Regions from separate parts of the Homo sapiens genome. Here all the other regions are linked to region 2. Evidence: chromatin loops called from intact Hi-C (ENCODE). Cell type or tissue: endothelial cell of umbilical vein. All regions are shown on one strand. Each heading gives the region's core, and the rest is flanking DNA. Links, peaks and the distances in the headings are about the cores only. Region 1 overlaps UTRN (utrophin). Region 2 holds the start of UTRN (utrophin). Region 3 overlaps UTRN (utrophin).

What was found. A loop is a pair of places that touch in the nucleus more often than their neighbours do. Peaks named below come from ENCODE experiments on the same cell type or tissue, not always from the same donor. Only the 100,000 strongest peaks of a DNase experiment are listed, where the experiment ranks them.
Region 1: it touches region 2 in a loop (5-fold over the local background); 34 of 110 quality-filtered maps call a loop at or near these places.
Region 3: it touches region 2 in a loop (2.4-fold over the local background); 25 of 110 quality-filtered maps call a loop at or near these places.

What each region holds. Positions count from the first base shown.
Region 1 is chr6:144,344,424-144,354,604 of GRCh38, reverse strand. All of the region lies in intron 2 of UTRN (utrophin), which reads right to left. Among named protein-coding and RNA genes, the nearest start is that of SNORA98, 56 kb to the left of the region's middle. RefSeq lists enhancers at 168-257, 5,317-5,426, 8,570-9,070, 9,071-9,571. In endothelial cell of umbilical vein, for the core only: no CTCF peak of the experiment used is centred there; a DNase peak (open chromatin) is centred at 4,704; H3K4me3 peaks cover 217 bases; H3K27ac peaks cover 4,000 bases.
Region 2 is chr6:144,279,982-144,290,162 of GRCh38, reverse strand. It overlaps UTRN (utrophin), which reads right to left and starts at 4,828. Exons shown (of 75, transcript NM_007124.3): 1 at 4,342-4,828. LOC124901418 reads right to left here and starts at 3,665. Exons shown (of 1, transcript XM_047419641.1): 1 at 2,209-3,665. The coding sequence starts at 3,492. The coding sequence ends at 2,884. RefSeq lists silencers at 4,889-4,988, 5,199-5,258 and an enhancer at 5,389-5,458. In endothelial cell of umbilical vein, for the core only: a CTCF peak has its summit at 5,972; DNase peaks (open chromatin) are centred at 3,842, 4,822, 5,212, 5,822 and 1 weaker place; H3K4me3 peaks cover 2,393 bases; H3K27ac peaks cover 2,121 bases.
Region 3 is chr6:144,411,222-144,421,402 of GRCh38, reverse strand. The region is part of intron 3 of UTRN (utrophin); the gene reads right to left. Among named protein-coding and RNA genes, the nearest start is that of SNORA98, 11 kb to the right of the region's middle. RefSeq lists an enhancer at 9,789-9,958. In endothelial cell of umbilical vein, for the core only: no CTCF peak of the experiment used is centred there; DNase peaks (open chromatin) are centred at 3,522, 5,372 and 6,092; H3K27ac peaks cover 2,192 bases.

The DNA.
Region 1 (10,181 bases), core at 2,713-6,712, 66 kb before region 2:
GAACATTTACCCTGCTTCTGAAAGTCACTGGACACTGGCTCCAAAGTACCAATTAGAGCACTGGAAACTGCCTAACTCGGGCCACTACCCAGCCAGAGAAAGGGGCTTTGTTTTAATCCAGTTGGGTCCAACAAAATATGAAAACAGGATTCTAGAACGTGGTTGGATGCTGCAGCACAGAAAACCAGACTACCTGCCTTAACTTGCATTGTCCTTTCGGTGGAAGAACTTTTTCACTTGCTAATTATTTCTCCAATGTTAGTCTACTTGAGTAGCAAAATACAGCTTCCTACTGACGCAGGGGGCAGAGCTTTGAGACTTTTTTGTTCTGCCCTTTATTTTTTCATCTCCTCTGCAATCAGCCTGTCAACAAGCATATCGTTATTGTCAGGGTGTCAGTTTATAGCAGCATTCACACCCACTGCCTTTCTCATTTACTGCTTTAGATCTAGAAACCGATACCCAAGTGTGAAAACAGTTGCAAAATGAGAATCTAAGGCTCTTCACTGATGTGCCTGCACTGCACAGGTGAGGACACAAGTGTCCATCATCATCTCTGCAAGGCATATGCAGTGGTTCTAGGCTGCCAGTAAGTAGAATCCTTAAGTTTAAAACCAACTTTAAAACATCCCAGCACCTTCACAACAACGACCGCAGCACCCAGCAAACCACAGTTGCTCAATAAATGTTCACTGAGTCATTTATTTTTGGCTCCTTGGTTTTTTTGTTTTTGTTTTTGTGTGTGTTTGTTTGTTTGTTTTAGACAGTCTCGCTCTGTTGCCCAGGCTGGAGTTTAATGGCAGTATCTCAGCTCATTGCAACCTCCGACTCCCAGGTTCAAGCGATTCTCGTCCCTCAGCCTCCCAAGTAGTTGAGATTACAGGCACTCACCACCACACCCAGCTAATTTTTGTATTTTTAGTAGAGACAGGGTTTTGCCATGTTGGCCAGGCTGGTTACTGTTTTCTTATTTCTAATTCCTAGTCATGTGTGGCATAGTTGAAGCTGACAGAAACATGAGCACTGCAGTAATTAGGAAACATAAATAGCCAGGCACAGTGGCTCACGCCTGTTATCCCAGCACTTTGGGAGGCCAAGGCAGAAGGATTACTTGGGCCCAGAAGTTCAAGACCCTAACCTGGGAATAGTGAGACCTTGTTTCTATTTAAAAAAAAAAAAAAAAATCAGAAGGGCCGGGCACGTTGGTTCACGCCTAAAATCCCAGCACTTTGGGAGGCAGAGGCAGGTGGACCACAAGGTCAGGAGATCAAGACGTTCCTGGCTAACACGGTGAAACCCCATCTCTACTAAAAATACAAAAAATTAGCCAGGCATGGTAGCATGCGCCTGTAGTCCCAGCTACTCGGGAGGCTGAGGTAAGGGAATCGCTTGAACCTGGGAAGGGGAGGTTGCAGTGAGCTGAGATCGCACCACTGCACTCCAGCCTGGGCAACAGAGCGAGACTCTTACCCAAATAAAAAAAAAATCCGAAAAATGAGCTGAGCGTGGTGGCACATGCCTGTAATCCCAGCTACTCAGGAGGCTGAGGTGGGAGGACTGCTTGACCCCCGGAGATCGAGGCTACAGTGAACCTAGCTCATGCCATTACACTCTAGCTTGGTTGACAGAGCAAGACCCTGTCTCAAAGAAAAAAAGAAAAAGAAGAAGAAGAAACATAAATAGATGAGAAAATTTAGAAAACTACTGGAAAATCAATGCTGACAGTCTTCCTAACACAAACCCAATATGATAAAAATGATTCATTATAAAACACCAGGCAAATATTATTTACTGAATAACTTCCCAAATTATGGGAAATAAATGTCAATACTTTATTTCAGTAATCAAGACATAGATTTACCTTGAACGACCTTTTATTTTTATTTAGATTTGATTACTCAGAAATGTTGCAGCGTAAGGCCTAGTAACAAATTCAGCAAATATACAGAATGCAATCTCAAGGACTTTTTAAAAGAATAGTGCACACTTCACTTAGTCACCAAATAAATTTTCATCATAAAACATAAGATTCTCCTTGCAACAGCAGGAGAAATGCATAGGAGGGAGGCAGACAGATATGACATGTCCCGTGGGACATGAAAAGGGAAATGAGAACTATTGCCTCAACCAACTTGCAAAATGTCCATAACCTCCCTCTTTAAATACCATCACTATGAAATTTTTAATGCATATAAGCAAAGTGAGAATTTAATAATTATTTTAAAGAATTCACATGGGCAAAGGTAAAATATAATAATTCATTTCAAGGTGTTTATTTCTCCTCTATCCCCAAAAGTCCCTTAAACCACATTCGTACACACACAAAAAAGATTCTACTTTTCCTGCTATAACACTCGTTACTCAGAGTTAGATAATAAATACTGATTAACAATCAGTGGGTCTCAGAGTATTGGCAGATGCTAGATTGCATGGGTGGGTTAGAGTTACCTCAGTAGAAAGTGAATTTGCTAGGGGAATAAATTTCTTCTGTCAAACACAGTCTAGGAGCTACTAACACCAGAAAGAGAGTAATGGCCAATGAGTCCAAGGAGAAGCTAAAGGCACAGAATCCAGAAGTCAACAAGAAAATAGGCCAGGGCAGAAGCCAAGTGACTAACTCTGGCAGCAGGTTCCCAGCAAGAGACTGGCTGAGCCAGGAGAAAAGTAGCAGTGTCGGTGTGATAGGAGTTGCTTCTCAGAGTGCCAAGTGGATCGCTATCTGATGAGGTATTTCTACTGGCGATATGTGCAAGTGACCTGGAAGAATCTGTGCAAGGTGCCTATCTTACAAGTGCCACACAGCCCAGCCTTTCAGAGTATTTGGATCAGCGGCATTCAACTGAAATCTATCACGTTTCCAGACTACTATGACAGTTCACCTCTATTTGGAGAAATAACCTCTCTGCAGACTAAATAAAGCTTTTTATATAAGGCATCAAAGGCAAAGAGCACAGAATCATAGGGGAGGCGGCTGCGTGCCCTTTTCCTTTGCTTGCCTGCTTGCTTGCAAGCAATGAAAACCTTTCTGAACAAATGATAGCAAACTTTGAAAACAGCAAAACATCTGGGGCATCTTGCCACAAAGATATCCTCCACACAACTGCAGGCCATTTGCTGTCCTGTATAGCTCTCTATTTCCTGCCATTTACTGGATCTGTGGTTAAATGAACCCAACATAGAATTACAGCTTCAATGCTTTGATGTGAAAAATCACTAACGAATCTAAATTGAAGGACGAGGACACACTGGTAAATTTTCAATATGATGGTGCATACGGGGCCTCATTTAAACTAATGTCTTATCTTCACTTAGCATCTAAATGTATTTTTTCCTGTACTGACTTGAAATACTCTAACACAAACAGACACCATTTATTATAATCCTTCTTGCAATCTGTCAAGTTATGTTCAAAAAATTTTACAAAGATGTACCTTTAAAGACTGACAACAGCCCCAAAACAGGAGGCAGAATAGTTAGGGCTTAATTTTAAGCCTAACTCCACAGCATCTTTCTGCTAACTCCATGTTCCATAAAATATATAAAAAATGGTTTTTTTCATAAATAAATCTGGGACTTACCATCCATATGGAAATAATTTATCAGTATACGAAAATGTAATAAAATAGTGTATCTAAATAACTACTAGTCTCAGCACAGTTTGGGATGATGACGTCTTCCATATCAGCCAAAAAAAGAAAGAAAATACTATAGAATCTAAGTCCAAAGACTCAAACCTCTGTCCTAGATATCTGAAAATAATATCTATCTTTTAAGGTAGCAGTTAACCATTTTAGAACTCAAAAGAAATTCAAATAAGTCCTCCCAAATCTGCCATTTTGTAGGAATTTCCCTTGGAATCATTAAGAGTATAAAAGTCAGGGATCCAAGCAACAAAAGAAAATGAGCAATGCATGAAAAGCCAAATCACTGACGAATTTGTCCAAAGAGCCAATAAACATATGCAGAGAAGTTCAGTTCCACAAAAAAAGAAATGCAAGTTCAAACAACTATAGACTACATTTCATCTCTCTACATGTCATCTGTTGTAGATGACGATTTAACAGTAAAAGCATATTTGCCCCAGCAATTGCCCAAGTAAGCGAAGATACATGTACACAGGTAGTTTTTAATAATGTTTTAAGTGGGATGCCACTAAATCAGGATGGTTTCAATTTTGGTTCAAAAAAGAAAAGCCATGCTCACCCATAGAGGCATACATTTTTACATTCATAGAAAACAAGGGTAGCAGAAGAAACGAAACTATTAACAATGGTTTTGGAGAGAGGAAGGAAATGACAGTTTTCTACTTTGTAGAATTTTCATTTTGCATTACATTTTTTTTTTTTTTAGAAAACAGTCTGATTACTTAAGATATTTTAAAGGACATTTGAACTATATTACTAAAAATTAAATTTGGAGTCAAAAACGTATTTAAATGCTCCTTTTCCTTGAGAGCAACTCCACACAGAGGGCCACAGGAATTCCTGCCCAGCTCACAATCTAAGTTTCAATACTCTGCAGCTCAGACAGAAAGTTTGGCCTGTGTTCCTTTAGTCCTAGACTAAAATTTCACTTTAGCACAATGGTAGAACCTGGCTATGAGTCATCTTCCTCTGCAAAACAATGAAAGGTCTAGTTCAGTGGGAAAAAACGACTTCAGTTGCCAGTTCATTGAACTGTTCAAATTAAGGTCAAAATACTGGAGCAGGAGCGAGGGAGTCGCTGTGTCCAGATCCTATCTAACCCCACACCAGTCCCCTGAATGGCCCTCCAACCAAGTCTTGAATTTGCAAACGGTTAGAATAGGAAGCACCTGGTGCCCTCTAAGTAGGGGTCAGAGAACGCAAGTGAAAACATGAAACAGATCCAAATCCAGTTTCATGAGCATGCCTTTCAAGTAATGCCAAGGAAAAATATATCAAAAACATGATGGAGTGCACAGCTTCAGCTTAAATATATTTCAAGTACCATGATGAATATAATGTTTGATTTCCTACCCTAGACTCTACCTAAAAGAGCCCATTATCAACAGACTAGGTTTTTATAATTTTTACAGAATTTATTATTCCATTTATTTACCTGGAACTATTACTATAGCTTGCAAAGAACTTTAAAATGTGTAACATCATGAATCCTGACCACACTCTCCCGGGGCATCCTCCCTGGTTGGGAGATCCTGTGATCCTCCTGGTTGGGAGTCCCCTTCTCAGAGGTTCAGTGACTTACCCTGACGATGGCAGGGGTAATGGAAACCCAGATCTTGAGGGCCAAGTCTCATCCCTTAAAGAACTGCTCAGGGCCAGGCGCCGTGGCTCATGCCTGTAATCCCAGCACTTTGGGAGGCTGAGGCGGGCGGATCACGAGGTCAGGAGATCCAGACCATCCTGGCTAACACGGGGAAACCCCGTCTCTACTAAAAATACAAAAAATTAGCCGGGCGTGATGGCGGGCGCCTGTAGTCCCAGCTACTCGGAAGGCTGAGGCAGGAGAATGGCGTGAACCCGGGAGGAGGAGCTTGCAGTGAGCCGAGATCCCATCACGCGCTCCAGCCTGGGCGACAGAGCGAGACTCCGTCTCAAAACAAAAAAAAAAGAACTGCTCAGTACCATGTTAATCCCATTTCTCATTTTCTCCACCCAAGATTCTTTTCTTTTGTTTTTGTTTTTTTTTGAGATGGAGTTTCGCTCTTGTTGCCCAGGCTAGAGTGCAATGGCGCAACCTCTGCTCACCACAACCTCTGCCTCCTAGGTTCAAGCAATTCTCCTGCCTCAGCCTCCCTAGTAGCTGGGTTTACAGGCATGCGCCACTAGGCCCGGCTCATTTTGTATTTTTAATAGAGACAGGGTTTCTCCATGTTGGTCAGGCTGGTCTTGAACTCCCGACTTCAGGTGATCTGCCCGCCTCGGCCTCCCAAAGTGCTGGGATTACAGGCATGAGCCACCGCACCGGCCGATTCTTTTCTTTCACATGTCGCTCTTTCTACTCTTTTTCTCCCAACTTAACAATTCTCATTCTCTCACCTCTGTAAGTTATAGTTACCTGGTCTTCCTAACCACCTACTCATTTTCTCTATAATTATTAAGATCTGCAAAAAATTCACGAGTCCTAAGATATCTTCCCAGACAAATCTCACTGCCCTGTGATCACTCCAAATTCTGTGTTCCTTTATTTGGATATAGTCAACTGGTGGGTCTGGCAATCCCTAACATATGACAAAGATGACAACGTTCCTTCCTTTCAGCCACCAGCAAACCTAGCATTCACTTCACACACCATCCTTTCCAGGTCCTAACCTCCACGGGGGAAGAATCAAATCACCTTCATTTTTATATCCCCATACCTCCCCAGAGCTGGGCGTGTGCTAGGTACCTAGCAAATGCTGACTGAATAGATGAGTGTGGTCGTCAACCTCCTGGAGTTCCAACACAAAAGACTTGAGCTCCTTTAAGAGTGAGTCACGGCTGGGCATGGTGGCTCAGGCCTGTAATCCCAGCATTTTGGGAGGCCAAGAGGGAGGATCACTCGAGCTCAGGAGTTCAAGACCAGCCTGGGCAACATAGTGAGATCCCATCTCTACAGAAAAACTATTAAAAATTAGCCAGGTATGGGAGCACATACCTATAGTCCCAGCTACTCAGGAGACTGAGGTGGGAGGATCACTTGAGCCTGGGAGGTCAAGGCTACAGTGAGCTAAGACTGTGTCACTGCACTCCAGGCTGGGCAACACAGCGAGACTTAGTCTCAAAAAAAAAAACAAAAAAAAAAAACAAAGAATAAGCCACAGTTCAGGAGATTCTCCCAGGAGTGTCCCCATCTGGCCTCACATCCACATTCACACACACACACTCAGCCCCTGATGAAATTCTCTTTCCCAAAGTTCTCAACCTGCCTTGCCTCATAAGGACACCACTGCCCTGGAGCCTTGTCTCTTCTGAGAGGTCTGTTCAGCATTCCCCCAGATCAGCCACCTGTTCCCCTGTGACCTTTTCCTGGAGTGTCTTCCAAGATGACAGCCACTGTTCAGCCTAACATAGCACACTCTCCTACATCAGCAAAGACCATAACTAAGCCTCTGTCCAATCTTCTTCCAACTTCCTGTTACTCAAAGGAACTAATTCATTCATTCATTCCACAAGCAGCTACTGAGCCTCTTCTGCACATCAGGCACACATTCAGGTGCTAGGAGGCAGCAGTAACAAAGCTGCCTCTACTCCCTCCCATGGAGCTTTCAGTCTAGTGGGGGACGAATACATTCCCCTGTACCCTCCACATTGGACACCCTTGGCTGGCTTTTGACAAGCTACAGAGCAGGGCCTCAGTCCAATCAAGTCACGATCTCTGACTGTGGGGCACAAGCATGTTGGTGATTCTAATGGGGGACCCAAGTAGTGAATCTTTTAACCCTTCCATCTAAAAAGGAAACAGCTGACATAGAGTCCTGTCAGCAGGCAAGAAAGCAGGAAGGATGGCAAAACGAGCAGGGCTCCCAGGAGTGGTTTCCTGAGCAGTGGCAATTTCCAGACATGAGTCATCTGGGCCTTCATAGATGCCTAAATGGCCAGTCCCGCCTCCAAATTATTCATTTCACATTTTCAAGCTTGTTTTGAAACTTTGGTTTATCTCAGTTATATTATTGTTAGCATCTAGTGAAAATGATGATACAGCTGGATAAAGATAGAGATCGATAGATAGATAGATGATAGATAGATAGATAGATAGATAGATAGATGATACATAGATAGACAGAGAGATAGTGATAGAGATAGAGATCTATTTTTTTTTTAAACAGAGTCTCGCCCTGATGCCCGGGCTGAAGTGCAGTGGCGCAATCTCAGCTCACTGCAACCCCCGCCTCCCGGGTTCAAGCGATTCTCTTGCCTCAGCCTCCCAAGTAGCTGGGATTTCAGGCACCCACCACCACACCCAGCTAATTTTTGTATTTTTAGTAGAGACGATGTTTCACCACATTGGCCAGGCTCCTGGCCTGAACTCCTGACCTCAGGTGATCTGCCCGCCTCGGGCTCCCAAAGTGCTGGGATTACAAGCATGAGCCATTGTGCCTGGCTGAAAATATTATTTTTAACATTAAATTTAATGTCCTTATTTCTAACAAGATGACTAAAGAGCCTACACTATGGACACACACAAAAAAATCAGTTCAATAGCAACTGATGAGAGGAGAATCTAGGCCCTTGTGAAATTGGAAATCATGTACACATTGGTTTTCTATTTTTATTAAAATAACATGCACTGAAATACATTTTAATTTTAAAAATGCTATTTTCCTAAAGCCTTTTGATTGGTCATAGGGCAGGAAAGAATGTTATCTAAATGAACCAGAACTCAACCAGCACAGCATTTAAATATATTTAACACTGTAGCTACTCATTTAAAAGCCTGCTTTTTTATTTTATTTTTTTTTTTTTTGAGACAGAGTTTTGCTCTTTCACCCAGGCTGGAGTGCAATGGTGTGATCTTGGCTCACTGCAACCTCCACCTCCCAGGTTCAAGTGATTCTCCTGCCTCAGCCTCCCAAGTAGCTGGGATTACAGGCACGTGCCACCACGCCCGACTAATTTTTGTATTTTTAGTAGAGACAAGGTTTTACCATGTTGGCCAGGCTGGTCTAGAACTCCTGACCTCAGGTGATCCGCCTGCCTTGGCCTCCTAAAGTGCTGGGATTACAGGCGTGAGCCACCGCCCCCGGCCAAAGCCTGCTTATTATTTAAAGGTTTGTTTGTACTTTTCTTCTAGCTGTCTTCTGATTTCAATCATTAAGGTTACCCTAGACCCTTTGTAGCAAGACCCTTTGATGAAGACTAGCTGACCACAGAGACTCTTAATGGTGGGGAAAGAGAGAGGATTTAGTGACAATCAAAGGAAATCTTCGAAAGGCCACAAGCCTGCAATTGCTGCCCCTATGCAGGTTTTTGAGACAAGGTATCCCTCTGTTGTCCAAACTGGAATGCAGCGGCATGATCGTGGCTCACTAGTCTCAAACTCCTAGGTTCAAGCTATCCTCCCACCTCAGTCTCCTAAGTAGCTGGGACCACAGGCACATGCCACCATGCCTGGCTGATTTTTAAATTTTTTGTAGAGATGGAATCTCCCTGTGTTGCCCAGAGTGGTCTCGAACTCCAGGCCTCAAGTGATCCTCATGCCGCAGCCTCCCAAAGTGCTTGGATTACAGGTATGAGCCATTGTGCCTGGCCCGCGTGGAGTTTTAATTCAGGTCCCTGAGAGGTATTTTGATGTTGTGTTGGGATCACATGGTTATTTAAGAAAGAAGTAACAGTTAATGATGAGAATTGTAGCACACCAGTCTCCTATGCCACTTGTTCAAGAAACCCAATTCACTAAGAAAATATGGGCTGCTCCAATCATTTTGGTTTGAATTTGCTCTGCAGAGACAACGCTACAACCCCTTACCACCTCATTCACTGAAGCTAAGAAGGAAAACATTAAGAGGGAAAGAGTAATTCCACAAGAAAGGAAAACATTGAAAAAGAAAACCAACCAGTCTCAAAGTTTTTTCATAGTGACAACATTCATGCATGATATGTATGATCGAATAAAACACATCACTTGGGGTTTTTCCCCTCCAAAAGCTCATACAACCAGTACACACATGTATACATTAAACAAGATATGAACATCTAAACTGATCAGAAAAACTAAGTCACCCCGGAAGTAAACTTCAGCGAGAGAAAAGTGCACGACACTTTCCCTGCATGAAGTTATGCATATGCATGTCTCATAGACAAGCCTGCACTGAAACAGAAACCCCAGCACTCATACTGTCCCCCAAAGTACAAACGTTTTATTCTCCCCTTTCTCAGGTCAAAACTAAATATTTCAAGAAGTAAAATGCCTTTTTAGCCAACAGAGTAAATCAAATACAATATGGGATGAGGTCTACCAATACTCAACACCACAAAGGAGGCTTCTTCTCTAGATGGCAGTAAACAGCACAGAGTAAGCTATTTTGAAAATACAGGGAGGTAAAGTGAAGCATATTTGCTACCACAAATATAGGGATCCTGGAAGGCTTCTTCCAAAGAAACTAATAACTCTGGTGAATTATCACTTCCTGAAGAGAAGTGTGAAGCAGACAGCGTTGGTCTCTACTCTTGAGGGTCCACAACAGACGTGGCAGCAGGAAAGACAGGCTGTCTGTTCCC
Region 2 (10,181 bases), core at 3,808-7,807:
AGAATGTCTTTGATTGTAAGAGACATGTGGTGAAATATTTAGCAATGAAGTGTGATGGTATCTTCAACTTAAGTTCAAACAGAATAGCATATATCTGTCTATACTGATATAGGTATATTTAGGTTGATATATGTATGTAGATGTATATATGCATACACACAGACAGACAGAAAAATGCAGTAAGTATTGTAAAATAAGTGGGAAAACTAGGCCGGGCAAGGTGGCTCACGCCTGTAATCCCAGCACTTTGGGAAGCCAAGGCAGGTGCATCACCTGAGTTCAGGAGTTCGAGACCAGCCTGGCCAACATGGTGAAACCCCATCTCTACTTAAAAAAAAATACAAAAATTAGCTGGGTGTGGTGGCAGGTGCCTGTAATCCCAGCTACTTGGGAGGCTGAGGCAGGAGAATCACTTGAATCCAGGAGGCGGTGGTTACAGTGAGCCGAAATTGTGCTATTACTCTCCAGCCTGGGTGACAAGGGCAAAATTCCATCTCAAAAAAAATAAAGTAAGTGGGAAAACTTGTTAAAGGGCATCTGGGTCTAGGCGAGGTGGCTCACACCTGTAATCCCAGTACTTTGGGAAGCTTAAGCGAGAGGATTACTTGAGCCCAGAAGTTTGAGATCAGCCTAGGCAACATGGTGAGACCTTGTCTCTACTCCATGTAAATAAAAATTTTAAATAATAAAATAAAATAAAATAAAAAGGACATCTGGGTGTTTATTGTGCTATTCTTTCTATTGTAATATTATATGCAGGAAACAAGTGTGGTCTAAACAAGAGTAGATAGAAAGAAATGGGTGAATATGTGGGATATTTAGATATCAAAGAAAGTCAATAGGATTTGGGAATTGATTGGATATGAGAGATTCATATCCAATGTGCAAAATGTGCAAAATGACTCCCCAATTTTGGCTTAGGCAATTAGGTGAAGTGTGAGTCATTGAGCTGGGCAACACTGAGGATAGCAGGCTGGGAGAAAGGAATCATCAATGTGATTTGGATTTGCAGAGCTTGAAATGCCTCTGAGTTATATAAGCGGAGATGACAAAAAGAGAGTTGGGCCCAGCATGGTGGCTCATGCCTGTAATCCCAGCTCTTTGGGAGGCTGAGGCAGGCAGATCACTTGAGGTCCAGAGTTCAAGACCAACCTGGCTAACACTTGAGGTCAAGAGTTTGAGACCAGCCTGGCCAACATGGCGAAACCCTGTCTCTACTAAAAATATAAAAATTAGCCAGGCATGGTGGCAAACACCTGTAATCCCAGCTACTCAGGAGGCTGAGGCAGGGGAATTGATTGAACTCAGGAGGTAAAGGTTGCAGTGGGCCAAGATCGCTGCCACTGCACTCCAGCCTTGACGACCGAGTGGGTGAGACTCCATCTCAAAAAAAAAAAAAAAAAAAAGAGAGAGAGAGAGAGTTGGATATAAAGGATTGGATCATCAATCTGACAGATTTTATGAGAGTCTAAAAAACTTTTTTCATTTTTTATAGGCTCTACTACTGCTAAAAATTTATGGATTATTATATGATTACATTCTTTCATTCAAGTACATAACTATAAAGGATTTGCTAAATTCTTAAGTGTATTTTATTATATTCAAGAATCAAAAACTTTGTTCAGAAGAATGTCTATAAAAGTTTATCATGGAAAATTAAGTTTGCCCAGGGAAAAATTCTCTTTCCTGGAAAGAACTACAGTGTATCACTTTGGAGCAGTAAGTCTAATGCTTTTCTTCACTATTGGTCTTAGCCAAGATCTCCACTTCTATGCTACCCAAAGCCTTTATTCACCCATAAAAGAGAAAAGTCAACTGTTTACACACTACTTTATTCCATTTGCCCATTATCAGTAACACTTCTTCACTATAATGTTTCACTTGCCACTCTCCTCAAGGTGATTTTTCAAATTTTTCTCTTCTTGATAATGAAAATCCCTTACAGGTTGCAAAGATACAGCAGAAAAGGTGATCAGAGTACAGAGGAAAATGGGGAGAAAGAAGAATAACAGAAGGCTATTTAAATAGTGATAGCCACTGAGGTTACTTGCCATTAATGGCCAGAGGAATTTGAGTACACTTAAGGCAAAGGATGACTCCTTCTAATTGCCAAATGCAGAATCTTTGGTTCTCAGGAGACAGAATCAAAGTTTCACCACGAACAATGCATCCCAGTGTGACCCTCCGTCTTCCACACCTATAAAATGGAGGGAACACCATCTTCACAGAAGGCTAGGTGAGAAACTGAGAATCAATGAATGAGATGTTGCTTTAGAAGCTTCAAGCCCTATACAAATGCAATTTATTGTTACCTCTGCCCTAGATTTCCCTTCCCTCAAATGATATTCTGTAAAAGCCAGATGTTCTTACTGAAACCAATCCAGTCAAGTCGATATTCACTAACTCTCCCTTCAGAACGCTTCCGGCTGTCATATGGACCACCAAGCAAGAGTGTATGAAATAAACATAAGGTGTTTAAAAAATAAACATAAGGTGACAGCCTTAAAGACAAAACTAATGTTTCAATTTTTTAAGATTTTAGGAATTATACAATGAATATATGTATATAATTTTTATTTTGTACTATATTTTATGTATATAGCACATATATATCCAACAGTGTGCATTATGATGGAAATGCTGTGTAATGCAAACACTATTCATTAATTTACTATAGGAACCAAAACCTAGGAACGATTGAGATAGTAGAAAAGGAAGCCAAGCGGACAAGAGTTTGCTGCTCTGCTTGAAACACAGTAAAAGAAAACGGTGAGTGCCAAGAACTGCCATTTACACTCGGAAGCGCTCCAGGGAAGGTTAATACTACTGTGATTAATACTGTTTACAGAGCCAATAAATTTTAGGTAAACACCCAAAGGAGAGTTAAAGAGTTGTCTCATCGGTCCCATAAAGGCTGGTAAAAGGGGCGGGGAATGGTTCCACGCCAACCCTGTCCGTCACCGCAGAACTACCCACAAGCTTCGCATTCCTCCACCTCTCCCCTGACCCTGAGCTATCCGCAGGCTGCGTCTCCCACGCCCACCGCCAACGAACCGGGAGGGCCCAGATCGACTTCCTGAGGCCGGTGCAACTTACAAAGGAATGGATGCGGTCGCTGCCGCCCGGCCGGGCGGCCGGGAGGGTCGGCTCAGACCTAGGGAATCCGGCCTCCCCCGAGCTCCGCGCGCTCTGGCCGCGGCGACCGCTGCACTGACCCTCCCAACCGCGGCAGGGGGAACTGGCCCGCAAGGCCCTGGTGATCCGGCTGACCTGAAGGCTGGGAAAGAGGAGGCCCTGTCCTGAACACCTCAGAGAGCGGGGCCGTGGAGTTAGAACCCGAGCTCTGCAGTTCCTTGTAAAATAAAGTGCTGGTCCCACAGCTCTCTCGGAGGTCGGGCAACGTTTTCTCCCTCCTCCTCGAAAAACGCACTGGAATGAGTCCCTTTCATAATCTGAGGCTTGGAGGAAAAAATCCTTTGAACAACCTGCCATCTGAAAGTTGCACAGCCTTCAATTGGTGCTTTGTTGGTTTTTAAGTGGCCTTGAGCAACCACAGCCTCGGACCCCGGGCCAAAGCGGGGCATGAATTACCTTGTCAGTTGCAGCAAGAGATCCCCAGAGTCCGGAAAAGGAGAGCCGGCGACTGCGCGGGACTACACACCAATGGGGCGCCCCCCTCCTCCTGTCCCCTCAGTCTCTCCAGGGCCGCTGCCAGGGAGCTTGGCGATCGCGCCACACTCTCCGGAGCCCCACCCTTGGGAGCAGCAACCACCCAGAGGTCAAGCACGTTCCCCGCCGGGCGGCTGGCTGGGAAGCGCTCCGCTGGCCGCCGACCACACAGCCACCCTCTGCCCACCCTCTCCTGTGGACACCGCCGGAGCCCCGCCTTCCCCGGGCCCGGGTGTCTGTGACAGACTCTCCTAAGAGGCCACGTCCCCTCTTGCAAATCACTGGCCCAGCGCCCTGCACCGCGCGATGCACGGAGGGCGACTCTGTCACCCCGGCGGGGAGGAAGATTAGGGGAGCAGGGAGGCAGCACAGAGCTGGTCAGATAAGTTTGGATCGTTCACAACTAGTACGGATCCCAAGGACCTCCACGCCCGAGCTCTCCACGCCTCCGGCATTCTCTCTCGCACCGCGGGGAGCTAAACTGAGGCCCCGAGGAAAGGGCACGCAAAAGTTACTCCCATCTTCGACTCTGGGACTTGGGAAGCAGCTCGGGACGCCGATCCCAGGCGGAAGAACCACAGAAAGAGCCATCCTCCTCCCGGCCCCCGCCCCATTCCCTCGGGGGCTGTAGTCACATTACCAGCCCGAGGCTTCAATAATGCATGGGCTTACCTGCTGCCCGCGGGCCTCCTCGCCTGCCGGTCGCCACCGCCGCACCCCGAGCTGGCCAAGGGCTCCTCTAGGAGTTTGACACGGAGTAACCGCGGGGGTGTGTGCGAGTGTTAGTTTGGTGGTGCGATGTATTTAAAAAAAAAAATAAAGCTTGGAGAAGCAGACACGAACCGAAATTTTAAAAAAAGAAAGAAAGAAAGAGAAATTGACACCCGACTGAAAACGCCCCTTACTTGTGCAATCTTCCTGCCTGGTAGTTCCGCCAAAAACAAAACAGTCAAAGCGCAAACCTGGAAGGGGCGCGCAGGCACCAACTTTGCCAAACGCTACAGAGTTTTCCGTTTGCAGAAATGACCCAAAAGAAGGGGGGCGCCGCTCCCCGTGATTCCCCAATCGGCTTCTGGAGCCAGAGGCTCCTCCTCGCCCCTCGGCGGGAGAAAGCCCGCGGCCGGCTGCTGCTGCCCGCTTCCCTGCTCCGAGGAAAAACGACTCCACAACTTTGTGCGCGAGAGAGGCTCGCTCCTTCGGCGGCTCCTCCTCCTCCTCCCCGCTGCGGGCCTGCCCCTTTGTTGGAGCCGAGCGCTGGAGGCGGAGGAGGGAGGGTGGGGCGCAGGACCGCTGGGTCGCGCGTTGCCGCCCCCACCCCCCGGGAAGGGGCTCGCCTCCGGGCAGCCAGGGGTCCGCTCTCCAGATGAGAAGGGTGCAGATCAGCGCCAGCCCTCCGGCCCGCGCCTCTGCAGCGCTCCGGCTCCCCCTCGGCGCTCTCGCCCCGCCGCCGCCGGCCCAGCAACTTTGTTCCGGAAGATCAGCCCCACTACGTTCCCGGGTCAGCGTCTGCCGGGCCTCGGCGGTCACCGCGGCCACCGCGTCGGGAACTTGGCGCCCCAAGTCACCTGACTGCGCGCCCCGTCAATCAGCGCCGGCCCTGCGCGCCCTCCCAGCCCGCAGCAGCCCGGCTCGGCGCTTGGCTGGCCTGGGGCGCGCGCTCCAGAGTGAACCGTGCGTGCCGGGAGCCGGGAGTCCGGAGACCGAACCAGAATGGATGCCTCGAGCAGACACAATTCCCCTTATTCAGATTATCCGAAAATGTGAGTCACGTCCCCTTAGGCAAAACAGGTCTCTAGTTAGGGTGATATTTTTTTAAGAGATAAATTCCAATCTGCCTTCCAACTCACCCCATCTCAGTTTGCTGACGTTGCTGATTTTTTTTTTACCCCTAGTTCCAACCGTATATTTATTTTACATTATTTCTCTAGTGTCGTTGTTAATATTGAAAAAGAAGTTTTCTCTTACATTAGTTTGTATTACAAGTAGTGTTTGCGCTGACCTTATTTTTCTGTTTTCCAATATGCACACACAAACGCACATCTGTTATAGAGCCTGTTCCAAGCTTGAGAGGTTGACCAAAAAATATCTGGGAAGAAATGAGCTCGTGATGTGTGTGCATTTTTCTTATTTACACATTTCATTGCTCGTGTGTTCCTGTGATTCTTTTACACGATCAGCACACGTGGGAGGGGAAAGAAAACAGCAACCTGAGTTCCTAGTTCGTATTAACAGAGAAAAGGATGGTTGATACTGGAGCGCCGGTTTATTGCTGGCTTAATATTTGAGTTAATTTACGCGGCAGTAAAGATTAAACCACTAGGGGCCTTAAACTAATTTTCAGAAAGAGTTTACTCGCCTTTTGTTATAGTGAAAGTTTCCCCCATCCATCCCTAAGTGCTCCAGGGAGGGGGCAGGTAGGAGATTCCCAAAAGAGACTCTTCCTTGTAAGGTTTCTAGGACAGTTTCCTTCCTTTTGATGATTTTCTACGTATAAGCCAAATAAAATCCAAAGGATTAACTTGAAATGGGTATGATTTTATTCATTCACTTCATTCATTCATTTAACAAGCATCAGTTTAGGGCTGTCAGGTTTGCTGGTTCTGTGGGTAAAGCAAAGATAAATCTGATAGTGATCTTACCCTTAAAGAACTTGGAATGTAGTAGGTGAGATAAGACATGTAAACAAGTAAGTATATACAAGATCCGGGAGATAAATGCCATAAGAAAAGAACAGATCAAGTGCTAGCTGAGTATGGTCACATAGAGGGACTCCAGGATTTTTTCTTTCTTTCTTTCTTTCTTTTTTTTTTTTTTTTGACAGTGTCTCTCTCAGTTGCCCAGGCTGCAGTGCAGTGGCGCGATCTCGCTCACTGCAAGCTCCGCCTCCTGGGTTCACGCCATTCTCCTGCCTCAGCCTCCCTAGTAGCTGGGACTACAGGCGCCCACCACCACGCCCTGCTAATTTTTTGTATTTTTAGTAGAGACGGGGCCTCCCAAAGTGCTGGGATTACAGGCATGAGCCACCGTGCCCAGCCCCCAGGTTTTTTTTAACTGATCATTTTGCAGACACCAAAAGTTGCTTATCACTCACTGTATCCTGGTTGAGTTGATGAAACTCAGATTTTCTCCTTCAAAATAGATAATAAGGCCACATTGGAGTGTTTGATGATGTTGTCACTTAAATTAATATTTGTGACACTTTTCACAATTTACAAAGTAATACATCATTTTAGCTCAAAAATTTTGAAAAACGCACGTTTAGGGTCCTATGATTTCTGGGATTGTAAGCTGTGAGGAGATGTTTAGTCGAGCTTCCTCAACGCCTGTAAGAGATGGAACAGGAGGCCAACAAGCCACCTTCTGTGCAGGAGTGACCTGCCCCGCATATCAGCCATAGTGGCTTACAGCCAGTTACCTGGGGACCTGTGCCCTATCTGTTTCTAGCCCTTCTCTCCAGGCAGAGACTGATGCTCTTTGTAGGTAATGAGCAAAAGAGGCTAAAGAAATTCTTGTTGACTGGGTGCAGTGGCTCACACCTGTGATCCCAGCACTTTGGGAGGTCGAGACAGGTGGATCATCTGAGGTCAGGAGTTCGAGATCAGCCTGGCCAACATGGAGAAACTCTGTCTCTACTAAAAATACAAAAATTAGCTGGGCGTGGTGGCACATGCCTATAATCCCAGCTACTCAGGAGGCTGAGGCATGAGAATCGCTTAAACCCCGGGGCAGACGTTGCAGTGAGCCAAGATGGCGCTACTACACTCCAGCCTGGGTGACAGAGCAAGACTGTCAGAAAGAAAGAAAGAGAGAAAGAGAGAAATAAAGGAGGGAGGGAGGGAAGGAAGAGGAAGGGAGGGAGGGAGGGCGGAATTCTTGTTGATGGAACGATCAAGAGATCTCAAGCTGGTCCTGTGCTGGTCCTGTCCCCCAACACTTTCTTTATTTGGTAGGGAAACCACATTTGGTGGGCGATCTTGACCACAGAGGGCTATATTTCCATAAAGCACAGTGTGATCTTCCTTTATATCCAGAGAATCTAGGTGAGGCACGGTGGAGACAGGCCTCTAAGGTAATGGGCCTGCAACAAGGATGCTCAGTGGGGTTTTGTCTGCTCATCCCAAAGATCAGATCGCTGTAGAACATCTGGAGAGAATAATAGGAATGTGGCCCTGGGTCTACTGGTAACCCAAAGTCAGAATTGCCCTGCTGTCACCACAGAACTGTGAAAATTAAGGAAAATGGAGTTAGTGTCACTGCAGGATAGAAAGCCTTTGACAAAGGAGAAAATTATGATATGAGTAGTGTATATATAGATTCATATATAAAGATATATGTATATGTGTGTATAGTGTATATAGACATGATTCACATAAATATTATTCCCATACAGGGAACTGCATCCTAATATAAGAACCAAAAGGAAAACATTTGCTACTAAACTTTGTGCAAGACTATATAAATGCAGTTTTTCTTTAAACAGTAGAAACAGGGGAAAATACACAATGTATAAAAAAACAAGACACTCCTTTAGCTTTACCTTTGGTATTGACTATAATTAAAGCCCCACATACAAGCATTTAAGAGAGGAGGAAAGTTTAGGGAATTTAGCCTTTCTTATATTTTTCAGGTAAAAAAAGTATAAATCTGGAGCTTGTGTGTAATAGATACTGGATTTTTGCTGAGTATTGTTGGTAAATTCTTCAGTCAAACGTCTAGTATGTGTGCGAGTTGATAAAATTTTATCATATAAATTTTTGTAATAGAATTGAAGAAACAAAAAATAATAGCACATGAAACTTTTAGAAAATAAATAGTACAAAGGCTGAGTTCCTTACAACTTAATGCACTCAAGAATTACCCAGAGAATATATTTTAAATTCAGATTGATTGCCATTCCCCAGAAATTCTGATTGACTAGGCCTGGTGGGGCCCAGGAAGCTGCAGGTTTAACATGCCTTAGCTTTAGATCAGAATAGCTGAGGAGCCACACTTTGAGCCCCTGTGCCCTGGGGTGCTGGCCTTAAATAGGCCACTTTGGATGATTGGAGGGGTCAAGAAATTGCCCTACCAAAAAAAAATCCATACTGAATCAATCATAATTATGAAATACCCGTGATTAGCTTTATCTCTTTGAATTCAAGTGTTTCATTCGATTCGGACCACCCTGGAGGTTACCTACAATTGGTAAAACCCTAGGACTATTCCTGGCAATTTAACCTGCACAGGTGGTAGGAAGCATGGCCCAGTTCTGAGGAAATGAGGCTCTGAAGAGAAAGTTTAATGATGAGAGGACAAGGAGGACAGGAATATTGAGAATACAGGAGCTGAAATGTGGAATCCAAAGAAGCTAAGGGCAAAATAAAAGCACTAAGTTGTTGGGCAGAGAAGAGCAACTGATTGATCAAAATGGGAGAATAAAGGAAGCGCCAAAAAGAGAAGGAAGAGACGCAGAGAGGGTGGAGGATGGGAAACCCAGAGCACCACCTTCGGGGAAAACTGAACAAAACACAGTCTACGCTGAGTTTATCCTACTTATAAATTTTTCTTGGCTTAATTTAATTTGTATAATTTTATAATGTTGTTGCTGAAAAAGATTTTACAGAGTCTTTCCATCAACCCTCTGAATTTTTTTTTTTTTTTTTTTTTTTTTTTTTTTTTGAGGCAGAGTCTCGCTCTGTCTCCCAGGCTGGAGTGCAGTGGCGTGGTCTCGGCTCACTTCAAGCTCTGCCTCCCGGGTTCACACCATTCTCCTGCCTCAGCCTCCCGAGTAGCTGGGACTACAGGCGCCCACCACCATGCCCGGCTAATTTTTTGTATTTTTAATAGAGATGGGGTTTCACCTTGTTAGCCAGGATGGTCTCGATCTCCTGACCTCGTGATCCGCCCGCCTCAGCCTCCCAAAGTGCTGGTATTACAGGCGTGAGCCACTGCCCCCGGCCAACCCTCTGATTTTACAAAGAAGCAAATGAAAGATACAAAGCTGATCAGGGAATACCTTTAGGTAAAATAAAACAATCTATTGGGGGAAAGTGTCCAAATTACTGAGAAGTGAAAAGAGAAGATCCCTATGTTACATGAGTTCATTGTTAACCAGAAGAAGAGGGGAGAAGGTGGGGGAAGAAAGCGAGCGTAGCCGAAAGAGAACTGGTCTAGATTTTAGTTACCTAAGTACTCATTATGATATTGAAGGCTATTAGCCATGTAAGCTTGTGGAACTTAACCTTTAGCTTCCTACCTGTAAAGTAGAAAGAGTAATACCTTCTGCAAGTGTTGTGAGAATCAAATGAGTTAGTTAACATAAAGCATTTACCACCAAATCTGGTACTTTTTACTTTTATTATGTTCCTTTCCCCTTTCTCTTAACTCAAGAGGATTGGCTGCCATTTTGTGATTGTCTTCATTCATTCTTTATTGAAAACATTCCTGGAACTTCCATTATCTGCTGCAAAGCAGGATATGCAAATGGGATAGGCCACAGTGGTTACCTTCAAAGAGCTCACTGTCTCGTGAGA
Region 3 (10,181 bases), core at 3,156-7,155, 130 kb before region 2:
TTGTCTTTTATAGAAAGAACAAGTACAAATACAGAAATTTTTAAATCCCATAAAGAATATTTTAAGCTGAAATAAATTGCATTTTTCCTTACAAAGAAAGCAAATCAAGCTGTTGGGCATCGTGGTTCATGCCTGTAATTCCAGCACTTGGGAGGCCGAGGCAAGCTCAGAAGTTTGAGACCAGCCTGGCCAATATGGTGAAACCTCATCTCTAGTAAAAATACAAAAATTAGCCGGGCATGGCGGTAGGCACCTGCAATCCCAACTACTCGGGAGGCTGAGGCAGGAGAGTTGCTTGAACCCAGGAGGTGAAGGTTGCAGTGAGCCAAGATCGTGCCACTGCACTCCAGCCTGGGCAACATGGCAAGACTCCATCTCAAAAAACAAAAACACTACAAAGTCTGGACATAATTTCACACAAATATACAGTAAAGTGGAAGAAAGAACAATAAACGACAAAATAATAGGCCTTGAGTATGGCATATGTTCCTGAGAAAGCAATGATAACGAGACGCATTAAAAATGTAAATGAGCCTACAACATCCGGGTGCAGAGGCCAACTAAAAGTATAAGGACTGTCACTTCATCACTGCGTCTCACATCACAGTGTGACAATGTCTTCCAGCCTTTCCATTATGGGAGTACGTGATTTGGTCATCAATTTCAGGGCTGAGGTGTTCAGTCTGTATTTCTGGTTATTAATTTCTTAACACTTAAGGCACTTTGGGCTTAACAATTAAATACTTTTTGTGCTTAAAACTAGTACCAGTCCAAGATTTTAACTGACAAAGCTTATAGAATTTCTAAACTCTTTTTCCTGATAAATAGCATCAACTCCCACAGATAATCCTGCTCTAGTGTCTGATGCCAGAAAATCCCACTCCATTCACTGTAAGTTTGGTAGATCCTTGCCTGTCTGTGATACAATGAATTATTATGCAATGGGGTGATCACCGCATAGAAAATCAGGAAGCCTCGGCTTTAAGTCCAGTTTGACCTTTAACTACCTGGTGAACCTGGCTCAGCTACCTAACCTTTTAAATCAAAAGTCACTGTAAAGATCAAATAATAGAATATTATAAGAAAATGCCCTGAGAACTACAGAATACAATGTAATATTTAATAAATGTTGTATTATCTTGTATCGAATTACTGCCTTATATAATAAAATCTCCACAGAGATGAACAGTCCCACTTCCTGTCAATAATAGATATTTTTTAACCAATACTTCTTTTATCTTCTTCATTTCTCACTTTAAAAAATATATACATATCATTCATATGAAGCAAAACTTTACTCTGAGTTTGAAATGGAGGAGGGGGAAGAAGGAGCCATTCTGAAGTTTCCTAAAATTTGGCATTATTCCTTCCTTCCTTCCCTCGTGATTCCTTATCTGTTTTTATTGTGTGTGTGTGTGTGTGTGTGTGTCTGTGTCTGTGTGCGCACAAGTGTGTGTACCTGAAGAGACCTGAATTACAAAGATGAATAAAGATTCCATATTTCTGCACACTCAACAGCTTACCATTCAGTGGAAGTGATACTCTTTTTTAGAAAATAACAATTACAGTGCGATGTGTAAGGTCTGGAATAGAAAAGTGTGCCAGTGCTATAGAAGCACAGAGGAGAGAGAGACCCCAAGACCACTGCAAGCCAGGGAGTGGGCAAAGGCTTCAGACAGGAGCTGACCCTTGAACTAGACTTTATTTAGTTTTTTACAAGGCATAATTTAATTATCTTTTAAAACATTCAGATTCAGGGAGTTCATATGCAGGTTTGTTACATGGGTATGTTGTGTGACACTGAGGTTTGGGTCTCGAATGACCCCATTGCCCAAGTAGTGAACACAGTACCCAGTAGGTAGTTTTTCAACCCTTGTTCCCCTCCCTCTATCTGTTTTTAAACAGGTATTAGGTATAGCCAACTCATAATTTTTAGCATGTGCCTTTTTCATCATTCATATACTTCAGATGAGGGAAAGTGCAGTAAATTTTCACCACAGAATCAGTAAAGAATACACTGTTACTTATTCATATCTGAAACAAAGCTGCTTTTCTGTTCCCAGCTGCCTTTTTCACAGGCAGCGATAGATTCAGGGACAAAGAGATTTTCTCCATCAATCAAAATAACACAGAGATGTGCAAGATGCAGGGGCCACTTTCCAGAGGCAGAACTTCAGGAAGCCGGGTAAGGGGTAATTTCCCCTTGAGGGGAAAGTCCCCTGAGGACTTGCTACCCACTGTCAGTAAAAGCAATGGGCAGAAGTGGCCTTCGTCACCTGCCTACGTCTAATCCCCCTCCCCCACCCAACCAGAAGTACAATTCTGCAAAATAGCCAACAAATAACCGAATTCACTTTCAGGTCTTAGGCATAGCAAAAATATATTATATAGGTAAAGCGCATGGGAGAAACAAATGGGGTTATATAGGCATAGAAAGGATCTTAGAAAATACTGATGATGGCAAGGGCAGCTAATATAACACCTGGGCAGCCTGAAACCCTTCTCAAATCCACTCTCCACTTTCCAAAAAATAGTATAATATAAAACAACTGGCTGGGCACGGTGGCTCATGTCTGTAATCTCAGCACTTTGGGAGGCCGAGGCGAGAGGATCACTTGAGCAGGAATTCGAGACCAGCCTGGCCAATGTGGCAAAACCCCATCTCTACTAAAAATACAAAAATTGGCTGGGTGTGGTGGTGCACACCTGTAATCCCAGCTACTTGGGAGACTGAGGCAGGAAAATTGCTTGAACCCAGAGGAGATGGAGACTGCATGCCACTGCACTACAACCTAGGCAACACAGCAAGACTCTGTCTCAAAAAAACAAACAAACAAACAAACAACAACAACAAAAACAGCATTATATAAAAGAAATACAGGCCTGGCACGATGGCTCACGCCTGTAATCCCAGCACTTTAGGAGGCCGAGGCGGGCGGACCACGAGGTCAGGAGATCGAGACCATCCTGGCTAACACAGTGAAATCCCGTCTCTACTAAAAATACAAAAAAAAAAAAAAAATTAGCCGGGCGTGGTGGCGGGCGCCTGTAGTCCCAGCTACTCGGGAGGCTGAGGCAGGAGAATGGCATGAACCTGGGAGGCAGAGCTTGCAGTGAGCCAAGATCACGCCACTGCACTCCAGCCTGGGTGACAGAGCGAGACTCCATCTCAAAAAAAAAAAAAGAAATATAAATATTTATTCATATTATAAATAATTATGGATGTCCATTAATGACCTCATCTGTAAACAAGAAGCCTCTTATTGGCCATAGAATTTTGGGCAAGTTACTTGGCCTTTCTGCATCTATTTGTTTACCTGTTAAACTAAGATGACAGATGTTCATTAAATGGTTGATGTGACTATATCACAAGCATAACTTTAGTGTTTTCTATTGGCAGAAAAGTGTAATAAAATATCAACAATATCTGAAAGGACTGAGACAACAACTAAGCACTTCTTCATCTCAAGCAGGAAGGCAAAAGCAGGCCCTGAACATGAGAACATGGTAGTGTCAATTCACAGAGAAAGATCTCACAAGTCTCAGGTTTCATTAATATGTCATATGATGACCTGCAGGAACATATCTCATTCAAAAACAATTAACTACCTTTTGTTGTAAAGTGAAAGCAGCCATAGAGAATACATAAACAAATAAACCAATTGGAATGACTATCTTCCAATGAAACTTTATTTATAGACACTAAAATTTGAATTTCACATAATTCCCACATGTCACAAAATATTACTCTTCTTTTGATTTTTTTGCAACCACCTAAAGCTGTAAAAACCATTCTCAGCTCATAGGCCATACGGAAACAGGCAGTAGAAATATGAAATGTTCTTAGACATAATGATAGCAAGCATTTACTATGTATCATATGTTCTAAGAGACTTATAAAGATTTAGTTGTATTATTTAGATGTATTATTTATTTCCTTATAATAGTATTTCGAGAAAAACAGCATCATCTTCTTCATTCTACAGGCGAAGAAACTGATGTGGAGGTGACTTAACAAATGAGAGGCAGAACCAGGATCTGATACCACAAAATCTGGCTCTAAATCTATGTTTTCAACATCTGTGCTATACTGCTACTAAAATTATGAAGACACAGGACTAGGACAGATAGGGAAGAAAATATTTCATCACTGGACTGGGATATGTAGGGAAAAAAATATTTAATCACTGGAGTGGGTGGGATATATTTAGTGGCCCCCCAAAGAGAGCAACAAGATATATACTACATTTTGATGAATTCAAAATGCAGACTATTTTTTTTTCTAGTACACCACTTTAAAGCGTGTCTGGTGCTTTGGTATCACAAGCTGTAAACTTGGGATCCACTCTGTGAAACAGCTTGGAAATGTCAGAAGTCATCTATGAATAAAAATAAAAACTGATTCATCCTGACAGTTAACCTCTTATTTCAATTTTGAAATCTTTGCAAAGACTCATTTGCAGAGACTTCTCTGACAAAGAGAATACAGTTGAATAATGCATTTGGACAAATATTTAGTGAATACCTCCTTTGTGCTTGGCCCTGCAGAAATGCCAAGTTCAGGTCATTCTCCTTATTCTCAAGAGAGTTTCCATAGTTTTCCAATAAATACAAAATGGTATAAATGAACAGTCTTGAACTTGAAGGGTATATAAGCCTTGGGTCACATTTAACTTTAAAAAAAGTAAACAACCACATGACACAACTCTAGATGACAGATACTACAGCCCTGGCGTGGCCAGCTTTGGCTGTCCCCAAGTCTCATCTCCCTCTACCATCACCATTTTGACAAGTGAGACCAGCACTCATGCTTGCGGCTGGGACACTACTGCTGCTGGATTTTAAAATGTTAGAGCACAAAGGCGAACGGTCAGCACAATGCAAGGGGAGAAGCCAGGGGGGTCTAGCGGGGAGCAAGGGCTGCAAACAACTGCAGTGATGACACATGTGAGGGAAGCAAACCTGATGAGCCCCAGGCACATCTGGAGAATCAGCTGGCTCTGCAGGCTCAAGTGGCAGCTCCTGCTCAGTTCTAGCTAAGGGTGGCCATATGGGAATTCAGGTTCACTGTGGGCAGAACTTCTCATTTTTAAAAAGAAGGTGGAAATCTGAATTTATATGTATAACCTCCTGGTAACTGTAATTTCCTAAAACACTGTGCTAAACAAATAGATCTTGTCTACAGGCACACCAGGTCATAGGGTGACCGATGAGCAATTTCTGCATAGAGCATGACCACATATAGGTGAAATATAGGATTAATCAAAGAGGAATGCCTTAAGGAACTGGTCAACTCTGGAGAAAGGCCACACACAAATATGCACACACCCACACACACACACACACACATACACACACACACATCCACGGACTACAGAATATGATTAATTGCAAATACATCACATATCAAGAAATAATGACTCTTGCTCAGGCCAAAAACAAAGGAGTCATTCCTGATTCATTTCCTTTCACTTCTTCTCCACCTCTAACCTACCCACCAGCCCTGTCCTTCCACTTCCAAAAACACATCCCAAACATGACCACTTCTTACCATGGTCATTGTGTCAACTCTAGCCCAAACCGCCATTATCTATTGCCTGAACTCCAGCTCCAGCCAACTGATCTCTTTGCTTCTACGTAAGAGCCAGAATAATTCCAATTTTAATGTGCAGACCACATTGTGTCAATTTCCCTGATTTACCCTAATGGGCATCCATTACAGGCAAATCCAATCCAAACTCCAAATAAAAATCTTGTGAGATCTGGTCCCACCCTCTCTCTGATCTGATACTGTATTATTCTTACCCTACTTCAATACTCTCAAAGCACAATTATTAATATTTCTACCACAGATCATGTTTTTCAGCAATAGTAGTAGTAATAGAAAAAAATCTACAAAAAATTGAATAAGAAAGTAAGATTTAGAAAGTGCAGTTTGGATTTCTTAAAAGAGTGAAATTCTAATTCTTTGTATCAATAACAAATCAGATGCAGAATTGGGCCTTGGATTTTCCAGTAGAGAGATAGATCAGTGCCTACTTTCTGTCATACAGTATGCGAAAATCAAGGCTGGTGAAAGCAGCTCTTGACTTCACGGCACTCAGATTCCAAATACAGTCATGAGTCACTTAAGGACAGGGATACATTCAGAGAAATGCATCCTTAGGTGATTTCATCATTGTGCAAACATCATAGAGTATATTTACACAAACCGAGATGGAATAGCCTACAATATACCTAGGCTAGATGGTATAGCATATCACTCCTAGGCTACAAACCTATAGAGCATGCTACTGTACTGAATAATGCAGGCAACTGTAACACATGGTAAGTATTTATGTATCTAAACACAGAAAAGGTACAGTCAAAATATGATATAAAAGATTTTAGGCTGGATACAGTGGCTCATGCCTGTAATCCCAGCACTTTGGGAGGCCAAGGCGGGTGGATCACCTGAGGTTGGGAGTTGGAGACCATCCTGGCTAACGTGGTGAAACCCATCTCTCCTAAAACATAAAAATTAGCTGGTTGTGGTGGTGCACACTTGTAATCCCAGCTACGCAGGAGGCTGAGGCAGGAGAATCGCTTGAACCTGGGAGGCGGAGGTTGCAGTGAACCAAGACTGCGCCACTGCACTCCAGCCTGGGCAACAGAGAGATACGCTGTCTCAAACGAAAAAAAAAAAAAAGATATAGTACACCTGTATAGGACACTTAACATGAATGGTGCGTACAGGACTAGAAATTGCTCTGGGTGAGTGGTAAATGAATGTGAAGGCCTAGGACATTACTGTATACTACTGTTGACCTTATAAACACTGTACACTTAGGCTACACTAAATTTATTTTTAAAATATTTTTCTTTCTTCAATAATAAACCTTAGATTACTTTATAAATTTTTCAATTTCTTTAATTTTTTGACTTTTATAATAACAGCTTAAAACACAAACACATCACACATCTGTGCAAGAATATTCTGTTTCATTTTGTCCTTATTCTACAAGGCTTTTTCAATTTTTAAAACTGTATTTTTTTAGTTTTCAAACTTTTTTGTCAAAAACTAAGACACAAACATACACATTAGCCTAGGCCTACACAGGGTGAGGATCAATAATATCACTGTCTTCCACCTCCAGATCTTGTCCCACTGGAAGGTCTTCAGGGGCAATAACATACATGGAGCTGTCATCTCCTATGATACCGATGCCTTCTTCTGGGACACCTCCTGAAGGAACTGCCTGAGGCTGTTTTGTAGTTAACTTTTTTTTTTTTTAATGAGTAGGAGTACCCTCTAAAATAATGGACCAGACACAGTGGCTCACACCTGCAATCCCAGCACTTTGGGAGGCCAAGGCGGGCAGATCATGAGATCAGGAGTTCGAGACCAGCCTGCCAATATGGTGAAATCCCGTCTCTACTAAAAATACAAAAATTAGCCAGTCGTGGTGGCACATGCCTGTAATCCCAGCTACTCAGGAAGCTGAGGCAGAAGAATCGCTTGAACAGGGGAGGTAGAGGTTGCAGTGAGCCATAATTGTATCTCTGCACTTCAGCCTGGGCAACAGAGCAAGACTCCATATCAAAATAAATAAATTAATTAAATAATGATAAATTTATAATAAATACATAAGCCAGTAACACAGTTGTTGGTTATCACTACCAAGTATTATGTACTGTACATAAGTGTATGTGCTAGACATTTCTACAACTGAAAGCACAGTAGGTTTGTTTACAACAGCATCACCACAAATACCTGATGACACAGTTTGGCTGTGTCCCCACCCAACTCTCGAATTGTAGCTCCTATAATTCCCACGTGTCATGGGAGGTGCCCAGTGGGAGATAAGTGAATCATGGGGGTGGGTCTTTCCTGTGCTGTTCTCATGATAGTGAACAAGTCTCATGAGATCTTATGGTTAGTTCCCTGCACATGCTCTCTCTCTTGCCTGACGCCATGCAAGACGTGACTTTGCTCCTCCTTTGCTTCTCACCATGGCCTCCCAGCCATGTGGAACTGTGGGTCAATTAAACCTCTTTCCTTTATAAATTACCCAGTCTGGAGTATGTCTTTAGTAGCAGCATAAGAACAGACTAATACACTCGAGTAAATGGCATTGTGCTATGCCCTTATAACAGTTACAGCATCACTAAGCTATGGGAATTTTTCAGCTTCATTATCATCTTCTGGGACCACGATCATATATGTGGTCCATCAATGAGTAAAACATCCTTATGTGACACATGACTGTAGATTTAAACAAAAAACAGTACTAACATAATATGGCAAACACGTTAAGGTGAATTTGCAAATCTAGCTTGGTGCTGCCAAAATTGTACAAAGAAACAGATACAGCAGGGAGACAGAATCTGTCCTATGACTTACCTAAACCCATTATCAGCAATCAAGTTATAACTGCATATAATAAAAACAGTTGGAAGATAACAGATTTTAAATGCTTTCAAAAGTAACATGTCTGATGAGTGTCATCTTACAAACGAATAACAAATTTGAGCCCTTCGACACTGATTATTCTATTATTTATTTACACCCTATTTTCAAAACAGGATTTGAGACACTCTAGTTAATTCAATTACCAGTCCCATTGTTTACTGTGTGTGTGTGTGTGTGTGTGTGTGTGTATGGTGTGTGTATATATATATATATACACACACACACACACAAACATATATAGTGTATATACCATAATATATTCACACTCTCCTCAGATTAATTTGAGATTAATCTGATGCCCCTGATAGTTCAAAATGATGCCCAAGCATCTGATAACATTGTAAATTTTATGGTCTCTCTCTCTCCCTCCTCATCTGTTTTTTGCAAGAAGTTGGTTAATTTAAAAATTCAAAAAGAAATAATTTAATGCAACATTTCTAAACCTTTTCAAATTAGAATCTTTAACTCATGAACCCCAATTTCAACACTGACACAAATGTAGCATCTTTTACATTCTTGTAATTTTTCAATTTCTTAATAATCAATAATGCATCAGTAAGCACTATGTACATCATCTTAGTTAATGATAATATATTTATATGATAATACATTTTTAAACCATTATACAACAAAATGCTACACTTTTTCTCTTGGTAGTGGAATTAAAAGTAGTTTGAACAATTTTCTTTGGATTTATTGATTTATCTAATTTTTACAAAGTTTATGTATTACTGCATAAAACAAATAATAGATGTTTTAAAAAGAATGCTGTCTCTAGTCAAGATTAAGCAAAATGATAAAATTAGGTTCATCTCAATTATAAAATGTGTAGTTGAATCAACGAAATGAAGACTGTATGATATGTAGTATTTACTTTTATGATTCAACTCTGTGGTAAAAGAACAAACACAGCATTGCTTTCCACAGAGAAGACTGAAAGTAAAATGAGGGCACTGCAATAATGCCTAATGAGTTCCTTCCACACCTCGACAACAGAAAACCAGCAAAATGTGCTCCAGTCACTTAAACAATTAGTGACTGCAGATCTCTCAGCCGTCCTCTTTAAGAATTCTGGGTGGTCAGCATAAGTTGCTAAGAATTGAAAAAGATTCCATTTAGAAGCTTGCTTGGAAGGAGGGAGGGAGAGAAGAAGAGGAAGAGAGAAAGACAAGAGAAACAGATGGTGCTGGTCATCACAGAGTATGCCTCATTAACTACAGAGCAATGATTTACAGTGTTTACTGTAAATGTGCAGAGAACACTCCGAATCAGTAAATGTGCACCTACCTTCAGAACTATAAAATACTGTAAAACACATGCCAAACCAAGTAATATCTTTCAGGGAATCACAAGTCATACAGACATGTAACAGAATGTTTACCTCGATTTTGGTAAGTTACCGGTATAGTGATGATAAAATCTGGGATGATAAGAAACCACTGTGGGGCTCAGATACCTGGCGGCCAGAGGCAGGGGCCACTAGCATACTCCACGGACAATCAGGTGAGGGCTGGAGGCTGAATAAGCTCTGACTCCAAATTAGCAAGTAAAAAAGAAAATGGGCTAAGGACATGAATGGACAATTCTCAAAAGCAGATATACAAATGGGCAACAAGAATATGAAAAAATGCTCAACATAACTAATGATCAGGGAAATGCAAATCAAAACCACAATGCCATACCACTTCACTCCTGCATGAATGGCTGTAATCAAAAAATCAAAAACCAA